Linked DNA regions of Homo sapiens: region 2 is linked to region 1. A link is a loop called in an ENCODE intact Hi-C map of the cell type or tissue named here. Cell type or tissue: heart right ventricle. All regions are shown on one strand. Each heading gives the region's core, and the rest is flanking DNA. Links, peaks and the distances in the headings are about the cores only. Region 1 holds the start of UHRF1 (ubiquitin like with PHD and ring finger domains 1). Region 2 has its middle 6.4 kb from the start of TRV-CAC3-1.

Evidence for each region. Hi-C counts contacts between places; a loop is a spot of excess contacts. Peaks named below come from ENCODE experiments on the same cell type or tissue, not always from the same donor. Only the 100,000 strongest peaks of a DNase experiment are listed, where the experiment ranks them.
Region 2: a loop joins it to region 1, with 6 times the contacts of the local background. A loop is called at or near these places in 19 of 110 quality-filtered maps.

The regions. Positions count from the first base shown.
Region 1 is chr19:4,906,684-4,915,005 of GRCh38, reverse strand. It overlaps UHRF1 (ubiquitin like with PHD and ring finger domains 1), which reads right to left and starts at 5,505. Exons shown (of 17, transcript NM_001048201.3): 1 at 5,351-5,505; 2 at 3,968-4,130. The coding sequence starts at 4,120. It also overlaps a transcript of ARRDC5 not described here. RefSeq lists silencers at 4,647-5,166, 5,667-5,746 and an enhancer at 5,566-6,472. In heart right ventricle, for the core only: CTCF peaks have their summits at 2,832 and 3,035 (motif pointing right); DNase peaks (open chromatin) are centred at 2,945, 3,845 and 4,945; H3K4me3 peaks cover 3,052 bases; H3K27me3 peaks cover 352 bases.
Region 2 is chr19:4,726,926-4,735,247 of GRCh38, reverse strand. No RefSeq gene overlaps it. Among named protein-coding and RNA genes, the nearest start is that of TRV-CAC3-1, 6.4 kb to the right of the region's middle. In heart right ventricle, for the core only: CTCF peaks have their summits at 2,252, 2,455 (motif pointing left) and 4,360 (motif pointing left); a DNase peak (open chromatin) is centred at 4,361.

The sequences.
Region 1 (8,322 bases), core at 1-8,000:
CGCACCCTGCAGTGCCCAGGACGGTCCCAGCCAGAGGATGACCTGGCCCCAAACATCCACAGTGCAGAGCGGGACAGGCCCTGTGCTAAGAGATTGATTTCGCTTTCATTGTGAGCCTGGCACAGGGCTCACTCCGCCCTTCAAATCCACAACCTCATTGAATTCGCACTGCGCTGCAGCGTGGTGGGTATTAGCCCTATCTAAAATAAGATGATGTGGGAGCTGGCGAGTCGCGGGCCAGGGATGCTGAAAAGATTATGTACAGTGCAGAGCGTTGTACCCGAGCAGGTTAAAGGTGCCGCAAAAGACAGCTATTGTTATTTTGATGTGCAGCCAAAAAAAAAAAAAAGATTGAGGGGTGGGGGCCGCAGATGCCTCTCCCGTTGCCTAGGCTGGGCCGTCTGCCCAAAGTCACTGCCCTCGATCAGCTCCCTGCGTTCCCGCCCATCAAGTGACATCACTGTCACCCTATTCAGCCCAAGTGAGACCACCACGAGATCCTCCATATTCCGAGACAGACCCAACTCTGTTCTGCTCTGGGGTCTCCATCAACTTCACTGCAGACCTTGGGCTGCTAGGCCAGGTTTCTTTAAACAGGGAAAAAAAAAGACTGTGAACACTCTAGAACATTCTATAAGGACAACTGCCCATTTGTGCCCACCGGGAACTGTGTTGCTTTCTATCACGTTAGCCTGGGTGCCTGCAGACTTCACGCTCTGGGAGGTGCTGCTGTGTGCCTCTGTCCCGCCTTCCCGCCACTGTCCAAACCTCCCTGCTGCCAGCTCACTTTCCCAGCCATGCAAGTGGGGAAACTGCATCACCTCTCTGTGGCCCGGAAGACAGAAGCAACGACACGATCTCTTAAAAGCTACTGCATGGGGGCCGGATGCGACGGTTCACACCTCTAATCCCAGCACTTTGGGAGGCCAAGGTGGGGGAGGGGGGTGTGAATCACCTGAGGTCGGGAGTTCGAGACCAGCCTGACCAACATGGAGAAACCCCATCTCTACTAAAAATACAAAAAAAATTAGCTGCGCATGGTGGCGCACACCTGTAATCCCAGCTACTCGGGAGGCTGAGGCAGAAGAATCGCTGGAACCCAGGAGGTGGAGGTTGAGGTAAGCCGAGATCACGCAATTGCACTCCACCTTGGGCAATAAGAGCGAAACTGTCTCCAAAAAAAAAAAAAAAAAAAAAAGCTACTGCATGGGAAACAGCCACAGGGTAAGGGAACTAAGAGGCGGTTATGAAGGTTACACAGGAACACTGAATCTTTTCATAACTACCAGAGCTGACCTGGGAGACGAAATTCAGTGTTGAGAGCCCAGTCTCAGAAACCAAAATCCCAGGTTCCAATCCCAGCTCCCTGTTCAGTCCGGGTGAGTTCCGGCAAGGCTAGGGCCAGGTGTCATCACTGCGGACATCCTGACAATTAAAAGCACAATGTACGTGGCTGGGTGCAGTGGTTCACACCTGTAATCCCAGCACTTTGGGAGACGGAGGTAGGTGGATCACCTGAGGTCAGGAGTTCAAGACCAGCCTGGCCAACATGGTGAAACTCCGTCTCTACTAAAAATACAAAAAATTAATCAGGCGTGGTGGTGGGTGACTGTAATCCCAGCTACTTGGGAGGCTAAGGCAGGAGGATCGCTTGAACTTGGGAGATGAAGGTTGCAGTGAGCCCAGATCGAGCCACTGCACTCCAGCCTGGGCAACAAGAATGAAACTCCATCTCAAAAAAAAAAAAAAAAAAGCACAATGTACATGTCTAATTAACATACGTGTTCCTGTCATTGTCACACTAAACTTAGAAATGTGACAGACACTATTGTATGACTCAAGTATTATGTTACAAATGAGGGGAGATAGGGGTTTTGGGTTGCATGGATGTAGACATTTGTCAAAATTATTCAGTCTGTCTAACATCTGTTTCACTATAGACAAAGCTTTTAGGTCCGGCACTGTAGCTCACGCCTGTAACCCCAAAACTTTGAGAGGCCAAGGCAGGAGGGTCACTTGAGCCCAGGAGACCACCCTGGGCAATATAATAAGACCCCATCTCTACAAAAGATACAAAAACTAGCCAGGCATGGTGGTGCATGCCTATAGTCCTAGCTACTTGGGAGGCTGAGGCTGGAGGATTGCTTGAGCCCAGGAAGCTGAGGCTATAGTGAGCTGTGATCGTGCCACTGCAACACAGCCTGGGCAGAGTGAGATCCTGTCTCAAATAGGAACAACAACAAAAAAAATCAATGAAAACAGAACCAAAAACAAATACTGAGCTCTAGGTACTGACGGTGTGCTGCAGTAATAAGGGAAAGGTGGACTGGTGTCTGCAACTTACTTTGAAATGCATCCCAAAAAGATGGATTGGCGGGCAGAGAGAAAGACAGAGCGCTTCAAGATAAACCTAATAAGTCAGAATACCGATGGTGAAATCTACATGGCAGGTGTGTCTAGGTGTTTTCCCATTCCTGCATGGTTGAAATGCAAAAGTTAAAATGCTAGCTCGGTGGCTGGCATAGAGTGGATACTCAGCATTATCTCCTCTCCTGAACTTGGGAGCATGAGAGTCCAACCCGCCACTGACCTACGCTGTGAACTTAGAAGGTCCTTGCAGGCTTCAGAAACTCTTTGTGAAATGAAGCCTTCTGTGCTGACCCAATAGGCTGAGTGGCAAATCAAAATCAGTTTGGATGCCACAAAGGGAGCACGCATCATAGGAGGAGGGAGGAAGAGAGCGCCAGGCGGAGCTCCTCTGTCGAGCCCGGCCCTGCCTCTTCTCTGCACACACGCGGCTTGCACCGTCAACTCCCCAAGTTCTCCAGATCGCCTCCTCCCGGGGCAGGGCGGGTTAACTCAGATTCTTAAGACTCAAGTCATCACGTCTCTTACGGGAAGAGGGCTAATGAAGGTCTCCTATGGCATGCAAGCCAGAGAAATTAATCATCAGGTCTCATCTGGAGTGAGCAGGCATGATCCTCCCAGCCCCCAAAAACCCCTGGCCGGGCGCAGTGTTTATTTTCCAACCTAGACACCAGATGGCAGCAGTACCCGGTTCAAAATCCAACAACAACACAGTGGGGTACACGCAGCTCAACTGACGACTTTTAATCCAGTTCCAGTAGTCTACGCCCGTCCCCACGGTCCAACCAACTCCAGCAGATGGGACCTACACCTTCGATCACACTGTCTCATCCTGCCGGGAAACCCCACTCCCAGTAGGTCCCACAGTCCCCCACAAAAACACCAACCAAAGTAGCACCTCCACCCCCAGGTGCCAATGGAGGGAGCGCCCCAAACGTGGCAGCTATGAAATCAAAGGGGGACATTTTAAATGCAACGAGGGGCTGGAGACAGAACAGAGAAAGAGACGAGGGTCGGTGGACCCCTCGGGGACCACACGCCCCAGGTCAGCAGCAGCCGCAGCACAGCAGGCTCAGGGTGGCGGAAATTCCTGATTAGCAAGCGCCATCTCCAGACTCTGAATAAGCTAATCCAAATTTTTAGAAACAAACACTCGCAGGGTCTGATGCTTAACCGGTACAGGCTGAGAGCAATTGGTGGTGGATGTTTAAAAAAGAAAACCTGGTCCCCTCCGTCCTAGCTACCAGATGGTCCTGGGCCCTTTCTCGAAAATTCCTCAGCCTTCCATCGGCCACCTCCAAAACTTCTTTCTCTAGCCATTATTTTGAGGCGGAGCTTTGAAAAAAGAAGTTTAAAAGCCCAGACCCTATAGATTCGAGGGCCAGCCGCCAGCCCAGCGTGTCAATCTGTGAGTCCTCCCTTTGTTCCTTCCTCTCGCAGGCATTTGAGGTTTCTGTGGACTTCTCCTTCCGGGAGAGATGAAGTGGGACCGGACGAGGTTGTTGGGGGGGGAGGTGGGAGGGAGAAAGTATCGGCTGGTGGCTGCAGAGGCGCGAGGCCTGGACCAGGCATAGAACAAAGGTGCTGGCGGCGGGTGTACCTGTTTGCCCCTGTAGAACAGCCTCTGCAGGCCTGGCTCCACGTGGAACAGCTCCTGGATCTTCCGCCTCAGCTCCTCCACCTTGGTCAGCCTGGACAGCGAGTCCACCGTGTGGGTCTGCCTCCCGTCCATGGTCCGAACCTGGATCCACATGGTGTCGGCGCTGAGGGGAGGGACAGCAAAAACCCCCATCAGTTTTACCAGCACCTCTGAGCCATGCCATGCTCTAAGGAGTCGGGGTTGCTTTTGTCCGGCCTGTGGACACCAGGAAACTCCCAGGATGCCCTTCCAGTCCTCCTGTACAGCCAGACCCTGGCCAGGACCAGACACAACAAATTAAGCACTTAAGGCATTAACGACTAGCCAAGTGTTGAAGATTGAGGAGGAAGGAGAATGAAAAGAGGGAATTGAAAGAAAAGCAGAAGGTCCAACCCATCCCTCCTTCCCCACGACCAGAGGAGAAAGGAGGCCCGGGCCAAGTGGCCGAGTTGGTTCGTTTATTCATTCATTCATTGATTCATTCATTCCTCGGATTCCTATTTACGGAAGAGGGAATCCCAGAAGTCCAGCGCGGGCCGGAACTTCAGAAGTCCCGGGGGAACTCAACCAAGTGCCACTGAGAGGGAAAAACCCCACCCGAGATCCGCGGACCCCGGGACCCCTCGGTGCCCACGCCCCCCCTCCTTGCCGGCCCCCCCCGCGCGCGTGCGCGACCGGGCCCGCCCCGCGGTGGCCATGGTAACCGGCCGCCCCGTCCCGGCCACCCGCGAGCGCGCGCGCCCCGCGACTCACCTCGACCTCCAACCCCCGGCAGCTCGCGCCCCTCCAAACCCTGGACCCTCGGCGTCCCTCCCGCACTCCCACTGGCCCGCGCGGGTCGCGCCAGCGAGCCCACGCCCACCCCCGCCGCCGGGACTACAGAGGGGGCCCCCGCTCGTCAAGTCCCGCCCCCCTTCACTTGAGCCGCCTCTTATTGGCTCCGCAGCACCCGGCCGCCCCGCCCCGCTCGCTCCCCATTGGCCCAGATGCTCCCGGGGAACTCAGGGCGCGCGAAATCGGGCTCGGGCGCGACAATTGAATCGCGGGGCGCCCCGCGCGCAGGCGCGGAGCCTGACATCCTCCCCGGCGGCTCGCCAGGCCCTCCCCCACCCGGCGCGCTCGACCCCCCGCCGGGCTCCGGGGACGCAGCGCTGGTCCCGGCTCCAGCCGGATGTGTGCCGGGGAACGATTCCCGAGGGTTAGGTGGAAGGGGAGGCCCTGGATCCCGGGACAGAGTGCGGGACATGCGTGCGCCCGGGCTGGCCGCGCGGGAAAGTTTTGCAAAGTTCCCGAGCCCCGTGCGCCCGGCCCGGGCTGGCACCCCGACCCGGCCCGCCCGCTCACCTCTCCGGTCGCCGCGAACAGCTTGTCTGCCTGCGCGCGTGGCCCGGCTGGGGATGGCGATGAAACCGCGTGCGTGGCCCGGACCCCGCGCGGACTTGCGTGCGACCCGGAGCGCCCGCTCGGCAAACGCTGCCCGCCGCGCTGCCAGCTGCTCTGATTTTTTTCCCGCGAAAACTCGGCATTTGGGAGTTGCGGGGCCGCAGGAGGCCGTGCCGGGGGCGGGCGCCTGCCTCCTGATTGGCCGACGCAGTGGCGGGAAGCGAGAAAGAGGGTGGGGGGCGCCCCCGCCTCTGTCCACGGCGCCTCCGCCTAGTGGGCCACGGCTCCGCCCAGCCCTGCGCGCTCTGCTGGGCGCGCCCAGCGTGCAAAGGGGCTGCGTGGCAGGGCCTGGTCACCCCCCGCACGTGGACACCCCAGGAGCCTTGGGGACCCCCAGGGTACAGACCCCCTGAACTCTTAAGTCCAAGTCCGTTCGCAGCCCCCCACTCGCACGCATTGACCAGTAGGTCTAAGAAGGCCGGAATCAATGTGTAAATACTGCGAGGGAATGTGGGGGGCCCCTAGGAGACCACCTGCACCCTGATGGCTCGCCCGATCGCCCCAAGCCCCACTGCCTGGCGTCAGGGCCTGCCAGGGCTCCCCACTCTACCCACCCGCAGGGCTTGTTTGCTGTCTTTTCCCGCCTCGTTTTCCCGCCTTCTCCAGGCTGTCCAGGCGGGCAGGGCTGCCCTGCCCCCTCCGCCCTGTCTGTTCCACTCTGACCAGTCCTGGCGGGCACAGGAGTGACCTGTGCTGGGCACCTACAAAGCAGCCGGACAGGTTGCTCAGAGCTGCAGAACCCAGCGGTGTACATGGCAGACCCAGTTGGTGGTCTCAGGGAGGGAAAATTCCTATCTGGGGGAGACAGGCAAGAAATGAATAACTAAAGCAGATAATTTCAGATGATTCCTTATAGGAGAGTGACCAGCAGCCATGTGGTGGGAGGCGGGGAGAGAGGATACTCTCTCACTGGGGCCACTGCGGTGGGCCTCTCAGAGAAGATGACATTTGAGCTGGAATCGGAGATGAGACTCCAAGGACAGATGGGTCTAGGAGGGAAAGTCAAACCCAGAGGCCGGAAAAGGCTTAGAGGTGTCCAGGGAGCAGGAAGGGGCTGGTGTGGTTGGGGCCCACTGAGCAAAGGGGAGGGGGAGTTGAGGTCAGAGGGGTGATATATAATACCTTGAAGGCCACCGGGGAGGACTTTGGTCTTTCCCTTGAGAGCTGTGAGCAGAAAAATGTTGAGTTCCCACTTAGCTTTTTACAGTTTCTTCGTCACTCTATTAAGTCTCCTCTATCTGGTCAGTGGGACTTCTGCTATGTCCCTAATATAGGAGACAGATCATGGCCCCCGAAGATATGCGTCTCTAGACCCCCACGTCCTCGCCCCCAGGATCTGTGAATACAGTGCCTTACACAGCTAAAAGGACTTTGCAACTTTGCAGGTGTGATTCAGTTAATGATTTTGAGTTGGGGAGCGTCTCCTGGGTGATCCAGGTGGGCACAATGTCCTTAAAAGGTCCTAATAAGTGAAAAAGGGATACAAAAGGTCAAAGTCAAAGGAGATGGGAAAGTGGAAGCAGGCTTTACAATGATCAGGCCAAGGGCCGGGCGCGTTGGCTCACACCTGTAATCCCAGCACTTTGGGAGGCCGAGGCAGGCAGATCACCTGAGGTCAGGAGTTCGAGACCAGCCTGACTAACATGGAGAAACCCCGTTTCTACTAAAAACACAAAATTAGCCTGGCGTGGTGGCACATGTCTGTAATCCCAGCTACTCGGGAGGCTGAGGCAGGAGAATCGCTTGAACCCAGGAGGCAGAGGTTGTGGTGAGCCAAGATCGCGCCATTGCACTCCAGCCTGGGCAACAAAAGCAAAACTCAGTCTCAAAAAAAAAAAAAAAAAAAAAAAAAGATCAGGCCAAGAGGCAAGGAAGATGGGCAGCCTCTGGTGGCTAGAAAAAGCAAGAAAGACTCCTAGAACCCGCCCTGCCCCTAAAATTTATTTCAGACTTCTGACCTCCCAAACTGTAAGATGATAAATGTGTGGGCCGGGCGTGGTGGCTCACACGTGTAATCCCAGTACTTTGGGAGGCCGAGGCAGGCAGATAACTGGAGGTCAGGAGTCGCCAGACTAGCCTGGTCAACATGGTGAAACCCCATCTCTACTAAAAATACAAAAATTAGCCAGGTGTGGTGGCCGGCGCCTGTAATCCCAGCTACTCGGGAAGCTGAGGCAGAGAATTGCTTGAACCTGGGAAGCGGAGGTTCCAGTGAGCAGAGATCGTGCCACTGCACTTCAGCCTGGACAACAGAGCGAGACTGTGTCTCAAAAAAAAAAATTAGCTGGGCAGGGTGGTGTGTGCCTATAATCCCAGCTACTCAGGAGATTGAGGCAGGAGAATCACTTGAACCCAGGAGACGGAGGTTGCAGTGAGCCAAGATCGAGCCAGTGTACTCCCACCTGGGTGACAGAGCAAGGCTCTATCAACAAATAAATAAATGTGTGTTTTGCAGCCACTGAGTTTGTGGTCCTTTGTCATAGCAGCCTTGGGAAGCTCCTGCATTCTAATCCACGATGTCCAGATGGTGCTGTTCACTGTTTGCAACCTCAGTACACGATCAACGCTACTGCACACAATTCTAGACCCTCAGCCATCAGCCAGGTAGAACCCACACCACAGGTATGAGCAGGCCCACCTGAGGGTGTGAGACGGCTTGAGCTCTTCCAAAATGACAGCACCTGCTGCAGGAACCTAGCCTATTTCTATCAGAACACATCATCTGTTTGTAGCGCTGTTGCGAAAACTCAACGTGGCTGAAAGAGGGAATACATTTTTCTTTTTCTTTTTTTCTTTTTCTTTTTGAGATGGAGTCTTGCTTTGGTGCCCAGCCTGCAGTGCAGTGGTATGATCTTGGCTCTCCGCAACCTCCA
Region 2 (8,322 bases), core at 206-8,205, 180 kb after region 1:
TTTCAAAGGCAAACATTCCACTCAGTTGAAATACTACTGTTGAAGAGGCCAGGGAGGGCGAGAAGTGAGTGAGATGGTTTCTGGAATCGCTGTCTTTCTCTCTATTTCTCTCACTCCCTCTCTCCTCCCTTTCATTCTCTTTCTCTCTCTGTTTCTTTCTCTCTTTGTTCCTTTTTTTTTTTTTTTTTGAGACAGGGTTTCGCTCTGTCACCCAGGCTGGAGTGCAGTGGTGTGATCTTGGCTCACTGCAACCTCCACCTCCCAGGTTCAAGCTATTCTCCTACCTCAGCCTCCTGAGTAGCTGGGACTACAGGCGTGTGCTACCACGTCCAGCTAATTTTTGTATTTTTAGTAGATATGGGGTTTCACCATGTTGACCAGGCTGGTCTTGAACTCCTGGCCTTAGGTGATCTGCCTGCCTCAGCCTCCCAAAGTGCTGGGATTACAGGTGTGAGCCACCATGACCGGCACCCAGCCCCCCACTTTATTTTTTTGAGACAGGGTCTCACTCTGCCACCCAGGCTGGAGTGCAGTAGTGGTGCAATCATAGCTCACTGCAGCCTCAGCCTCCTGGACTTAAGCGGTCCTTCCACCTCAGCCTCCTGAGTAACTGGAACTACAGGTACATGCCACGATGACGGGCTAATTTTTGTATTTTTGGTAGTGACAGGGTCTTACCCTGTTGCCCAGGCTGGTCTTAAACTCCTGGCCTCAAGCGATCTTCCCTCCTCAGCCTCCCAAAGTACTAGGATTACACGTGTGAGCCACTGTGCCTGGCCCCATGACCCTTTTAAGGTCCAGGCTGGTTCTTCTACTGGCTGGTTCAATTCAATGGTCTTTTATTATATCTTATTTTATTTTTAATTACTTTGATTACCTTGAAATTCATCTGTGTTGAATGCAGTCTCATCATGCACCATGGACTTTGGAGCCTGACCACCTGGCTTTGAATCCCAATACTGCTACTCATGATCTGGGTGACCTTGGTTGAGTTACTTAACCTCTCTGTCGCTCCCTGAGCAGGTTAAATTAACCTCCCTGTCCCTCTGTCTTCTCACCCATTAAAAGGGCAATGATGATTCTGGATAGCACCTGCATAATGGGGTTGTTGGGGGAACTAAATGAGTTTAAAGTGTAACCATTCTTTTCTTTTCTTTTCTTTCTTTCTCTCTCTCTTTCTTTCTTTCTTTTCTTTCTTCCTTTCTTTCTTTCTCTTTCTCTCTCTCTCCCTTTCTCTTTCTTTCTCTTTCCCTTTCTCTCTTTCTTTCCCTTTCTCTCTCTTTCTTTCCTTTTCTCTTTCTTTCCCTTTCTCTCTCTTTCTTTCTCTTTCTCTCTTTCCCTTTCTCTCTCTTTCTTTCTTTCTCTTTCTCTCTCTCTTTCTTTTCCTTTCTCTCTCTTTCTCTCTCCCTCTCTCTTTCTTTCCTTCTGTGGGATCTAACTCTGTTGCCCAGGCTGGGATGCAGTGATTCAATTATAGCTCATTTTCAGCCTCAAACTTCCAGGCTCAATCAATCCTCCCACCTCAGCCTCCTGTGTAGTGGGGACTATAGACACTCACCACCATGCCCAGCTAAGGTTTTTTTTGTTTTGTCTTGTTTTGTTTTGTTTTGTTTTTGCTAAGACGGGGGTCTCACTATGTTATCCAGACTGGTCTTGAACTCCTGGGCTCAAGTGATCCTCCCATCTCAGCCTCCCAAAGTACTGAGAATACAGGTGTAAGCCACTGTACCTAGGCAAAAAGTGACATTTTCTTAGAACAATTTTCAATACAGATTTCCGCTATTCCATGCAAAGTTATTCTTGAACACAAACATTTGTATGAAATGTTTCCTGGCTGGAAACATTGAATCCCTATGTACTTTCCTTCTTTTTTGAGATGGAGTCTCGCTCTCGTCGCCCAGGCTGGAGTGCAGTGGCACGATCTCGGCTCACTGTAACCTCGGCCTCCCAGGTTCAAGTGATTCTCCTGCCTCAGCCTCCCAAGTAGCTGGGATTACAGGCGTGAACAATCACACCCAGCTGATTTTGTAATTTAATAGATACGGGGTTTCGCCATGTTAGCCAGGCTGGTCTTGAACTCCTGACTTCAAGCGATCCACCCGCCTCAGCCTCCCAAAGTGCTAGGATTACAGGCATGAGCCACCGCACCCAGGCCCTAGGTACCTTCCTTCTTTTATTGCTCTTTCCTCTTCTCTGCAGCCCTTGCTGAAGTTTCCTGGTGTGATCGGACACCAGGTAGGACAGGCCACCAACCATGCCTGCTGCGAAGGCCTGCCTGGGGACAGGAATTTGTCTGCAAATACAAGGGTGTCTACTGAGGGAGGGAAGTGTCTGAATTTGAGATGCTGAGGTCTGGGGCCCGGAGTGGAGATGGAGAGGATGGGACGGGGGTGGTTACGGGGGTAGGGGTGGAGAGATGCCGAGTGAGGCCAGCTGTGCTTCTGCTGACACCTAGTGGAAAGAGGGAACTATTGTTCCTTTTAAACAAGCCGCCTCTGTGAAGTAGCCACCTCTGAAACATCTACCTGACTTCAGGCAGGCAAATAGGCACTGAATGGTGTAACTTGCCAGGAGTCGCACAGCATGTTGGCTGCCCTGAGAGAGCTTCAAGGACCCAAGAAACCATTTTATTTTATTTTTATTTATTTTTATTTTTTGAGACGGAGTCTCGCTCTGTCGCCCAGGCTGGAGTGCAGTGGCGGGATCTCGGCTCACTGCAAGCTCTGCCTCCTGGGTTCGCGCCATTCTCCTGCCTCAGCCTCCCGAGTAGCTGGGACTACAGGCGCGGCCACCACAGCCGGCTAATTTTTTGTATTTTTAGTAGAGACGGGGTTTCACCGTGTTAGTCAGGATAGTCTCGATCTCCTGACCTCGTGATCCGCCTGCCTCGGCCACCCAAAGTGCTGGGATTACAGGCCTGAGCCACCGCGCCCGGCTGATTTATTTTATTTTGAGGCAGAGTCTCACGCTGTGGCCCAGGCTGGCGTGCAATGGCGCGATCTCGGCTCACTGCAACCTCCGCCTCCCTGGTTCAAGCGATTCTCCTGCCTCAGCTTCCCAAGTAGCTGGGATTACCGGCGCGCGCCACCACGACTGACTAATTGGCGTATTTTTGGTAGAGGAGGGGGTTTTACCACGTTGGCCAGGTGGGTTTCAAATTCCTCACCTCAAGTGATCCGCCCACCTTGGCTTCCCAAAGTGCTGGGATTACAGGCATGAGCCACCGCGCCCGGCCCCAAGAAAAAGTTTTAAAGGAGTGTTTGGTTTGTTTGTTTGGTTGGTTGGGTTTTGGCAGATTAATGAGTTCTCAGGCCTTGATGGGGCTTCTGGGGGAGGTAACATGTTCTCCCAGGTTCGCCCCCTCCACCAGGAAGTCCACCTGTATTACTTCACTACCATCTCCAAACCCCAGGCCTTTTCTCTCCTTTGGCCGGCTGTGCATTTGTTCATAATTTCAACAAATGTTTACTGAGACTTAGTGACACAATAGGAAACAAAATGGACTAAAATAAATAACAAAAAATACTGCTAGTGAAGCTCATAGCCTGGCTAGGGAAATGGAGGCAAAATTAGCAAACAGATCTACAAATGTGATTATTTCAGAGACTAAAAAGCCATTGGGAGGACATCTTTATTTTTATTTTTTTGAGAGAGAGTCTTGCTCTGTCACCCAGGCCGGAGTGCAGTGGCATGATCTCAGCTCACTGAAACCTCCCCCTCCCAGGTTCAAGAGATTCTCCTGCCTCAGCCTCCCAAGTAGCTGGGATTACAGGCATGCACCACCATGCCTGGCCAATTTTTGTATTTTTTTTTTTTTTTGTAGAGGCAGGGTTTCAGTGTGTTGGTTAGGCTGGTCTTGAACTCCAGGCCTCAAGCTATCTGCCACCCTCAGCCTCCCAAAGTACTGGGACTGCAGGCGTGAGCCACTGCGCCGCCCTGGAAGGACATGTATAAATGATAGGTACCAAGTTTGTGAGTTCCAAGGCCAGGTAGGACTGGCTACCACTTAGCCAGGCTCAGGCAGGAAAGGCCCTCTGAGGAGGTAACCTTGGAACCAAGGTTTGAAGGAAGAGAGGGAGTGAGCCTTGGAAATACCTGGGTCCACCAGAGGGCACAGCCTGTGCAAAGGCCCTGCGGCAGGACTTCACCTGGTGTGTTGGAGGAACAGTGAGGAGGAGCAGAGTGAGCAATGGGGAGAAAGGGAAGAGGAGAGGGCAGGGAGGGGATGGGGCAGGTCATGCCAGACCTGGTGAGACATGGGGAGGCCTTGGGCTTTGACCCTGAGAGAGGTGGGAGCCATGGAGGGTTGTGAGCAGAGGAGGGATAGGAAGTGACTCAGGTGCTCAAAAGCACCCTCTGGTGGCTGCTGGTGGGGAGACAGCCTGTGGGGGGTGAGGGCAGGAACTGGGGTCCAGGTAGGGGTGACTGTGTGTTGGCTCAGGTGAGCTGTGCTGGAGGCTGGACCAGGGAACAGGCACTGAGTGGGAAAGCAGTGATTAGATTCTAGGTGCATTTTTGTTTTTTTGAGAAGGAGTTTCACTCTTGTTGCCCAGTCTGGAGTGCAATGGCGTGATCTTGGCTCACCGCAACCTCTGCCTCCTCGGTTCAATCAGTTCTCCTGTGTCGGCCTCCCGAGTAGCTGGGATTACAGGCACATGCCACCACGGCCAGCTATGTATTTTTAGTAGAGACAGGGTTTCTCCATGTAGGTCAGGCTGGTCTCGAACTCCTGACCTCAGGTGATCTGCCCGCCTGGGCCTCCCACAGTGCTGGGATTACAGGCGTGAGCCACCGCGCCCGGCCTATCTAGGTGCATTTTGAAAGCAGTGTTAATCAAATTTACTGAGTGATTGGATATGGGTGGGAGAGTAGAGGCCCAGGGTGACTCCCAGGTTCTGGTTGAGTCCCTGGAAGGACGGACCTGCCCTCAGCCTAGGTGGTGGACATGGGAGGAATGGTTTGGGGGTCCAGTGGGGCCCAATGTGACTGCGTTGAATGTGAGACCCCATGAGCCCCCCATGTGGAGACATCAGGGGCTGCTGAACAGAGTCTGGACTTCAAGGGAGACTCAGGCTGGAGATGAGACTGTAGGCGATGCTGGCTGTAGACGGGGTTTGGAGCCCGCTGGGGAGGGGTGTGGGTGGAGGAGGGAGGAGGCTGGAGGACTCAGCCCTTGGCCAGCAATGGAGAGAAGGGAAGACTGAAGGATGTCCCAGACAGGTTGGAGGGAAGTGCATGGTCTGAGGACAGAGCTCCCCGGAGCAGGAGGGATCCGGCGGGTCAGATGCCATGGAGAGGACTGGGACGGAGAGACTGACCTTGGAACCGGATGCAGGAGGGTCATCAGTGAGAAGAGTTTCTGGGGAGTGGTGGATGCGGGAGTCTGTGTTGAAGCTCAAGACAGAGCGACCCTATAATTTATAGTCAAAATCAGGACCCTTTTTTTTTTTTGAGATGGAGTCTCGCCCTGCCACCCAGGCTGGAGTGCAATGGCGCGATCTCGGCTCACTGCAACTTCTGCCTCCCGGGTTCAAGAGATTCTCCAGCCTCAGCCTCCTAAGTAGCCGGGATTACAGGCACACACCACGCCAGGCTAATTTTTATATTTTTATAGAGATGGGGTTTCGCCATGTTGGCCAGGCAGGTCTCCAGCTCCAGACCTCAGGTGATCCGCCCACCTCGGCCTCCCAAAGTGCTGGGGTTACAGGCGTGAGCCGCTGCGCCTGGTCAATCAACACACTTTTGAGCAAGAAAGGGGGCACTGAGGGGGTGGGGGCATAAACCGGGACCGTCCTAGCCAAAGCCAGGTGTATAGTCACCTTAGCTCAAAGTAGAATTGGAGGCTGGGTGCAGTGGCTCATGCCTGTAATCCCAGCACTTTGGGAGGCCGTGGCCAGTGGATCACCTGAGGTCATGAATTCGAGATCCACCTGGCCAACGTGGCGAAAACCCATCTCTACTAAAAATACAAAAATTAGCCGGGCATGGTGGCACGCCTGGAATCCCAGCTACTCGGGAAGCTGAGGCACCAGAATTGATTAAACACAGGAGGCGGAGGTTACAGTGAGCCACGATCACCCCATTGCACTCCAGCCTGGGGGACACAGCGAGACTCTCTCAAAACAAAACAAAAAGATAATTGGAGAAGAGAAAGTGGAACTGGAGAATGAGGACATCTCATTAGATTCAGTGGGTTTTGCTCTAAGCAGAAACAGACACGTAAATGGGCAACATTATGATAAATTGTAGCAACCAGGATTTCGTGGCAGCTTAGTTAACAGGGAAGCATTAGAAGACCGACAATAGGGGATTGGTTAATTAGTTGCAATTCATCAAACAATGGCTAATCCCTCTCTTGTGTCCCACTCCCCGGAAAGGTAAGTCAGAATTCTAACCCCTGAGTATCTAAGAACATGACCCTATTTGGAGATAGGGTCTTCACAAAGGCAATGAAGTTAAAATGAGATCATTAGGGTGGGCTGTAGTCTAATATCATGGGTGTCCTTATAAAAAGGGAACATGGGCTCGGCGCAGTGGATCACGCCTGTAATCCCAGCACTTTAGGAGGCCAAGGCGGGTGGATCACCTGAGGTCAGGAGTTCGACACCAGCCTGGCCAACGTGGTGAAACCCTGTCTCTACTAAGAATACAAAAATTTACTGGGCGTGGTGGCGGGTGCCTGTAATCCCAGCTACTCTGGAGGTTGAGGCAGGAGAATAGCTTGAACCCAGGTAGTGGAGGTTGTAGTGAGCAGAGATCGTGCCATTGCACTGCAGCCTCGGGGACAAGAGTGAGACTCCATCTAAAAAAAAATACACACACACAAAAAAGCCACTGGCTGGGCACGGTGGCTCACGCCTAGTAATCCCGGCACTTTGGGAGGCGGAGGCGGGTGGATCACGAGGTCAGGAGATCGAGACCATCCTGGCTAACACGGTGAAACCCCGTCTCTACTAAAAATACAAAAAATTAGCCAGGTGTGGTGGTGGGCACCTGTAGTCCCAGCTACTCAGGAGGCTGAGGCAGGAGAATGGCTTGAACCTGGGAGGCGGAGCTTGCAGTGAGCCGAGATGGCGCCACTGCACTCCAGCCTGGGCAACAGAGCGAGACTCCGTCTCTGTCTAAAAAAAAAAAAAAAAAAAAAAGCCAGAAAAGCACAATTATCATAGTGAGTTGTTGTTGTGTGTGTGTGTGTGTGTGTGTGTGTGTGTGTTTTGACAAGGTCTCACTCTACCACTCAGGCTGGAGTGCTTGTCATGATCATGGCTCACTGTAGTCTTGACCTCCTGGGCTCAAGCAATCCTCCCACCTCAGCCTTCCAAGTAGCTGGAACTACAGGTGCGCACAACCACACCCAGCTAGTTTTTATATTTTTTGTAGAGATGGGGTTTTGCTATGTTGCCCTTGCTAGAATACAGTCTTTTTTTTTTTTTTTTTTTTTTTGAGACAGAGGTCTTGCTTGTTGCCCAGGCTGGAGTGCAGTGGCGAGATCTCAGCTCACTGCAAGCTCTGCCTCCTGCATTCAAGCTGTTCTCCTGCCTGAGCCTTCCGAGTAGCTAGGATTACAGGCGTGTGCCACCACCCCCGGCTAATTTTGTATTTTTAGTAGAGATGGGTTTTAGCCATGTTGGCCAGGCTGGTCTCGAACTCCTGACCTCAGTGATCCGCCCGCCTTGGCCTCCCAAAATGCTGGGATTACAGGCGTGAGCCACCTCGCCCGGCCTAGAATACATTCTTAATGTTGTGAGTTTTAATATATCTACTTTTAATGTTTCAATATGGTTTCAACAGCATTCTGAGAGAAATAACCATTAAAATACATAAAATCAGGACAGGGATAGTGGCTCAGCCTTGTAATCCTAGCACTTTGGGAACCCAAGTCGGGAGGATTACTCGAGCGCAGGAGTTTGAGACCAGCTTGGGAGAGATAGCGAGACCCCATCTCTACTAAAAATTTTTTTAAAAATTAGCCAGGCATAGTGGCACCCACCTGTGGTCCCATCTACACGGGAGGCTTGCGGTGGGAGGATCCCTTGATCCCAGGAGGTCGAGGCTGCAGTGAGCTGTGATTGCACCACCGCACTCCAGCCTGGGTGACAGTGAGACCCTGTCTCAAAAACACCCAAAAACCCCTCAAAACACATAAAAACAGGCACAGAGAGGTACACATTTTAGACTCCAATAGAATTTGGCAAATCTCTACGAAAACTTGCCTCAATGGAAACTTTTGACAATTTGTTCATGATGGAGTTATTTACCAGTAATTATTTTATTTTTATTTGTTTAAATTTATTTATTTATTTATTTATTTATTTATTTATT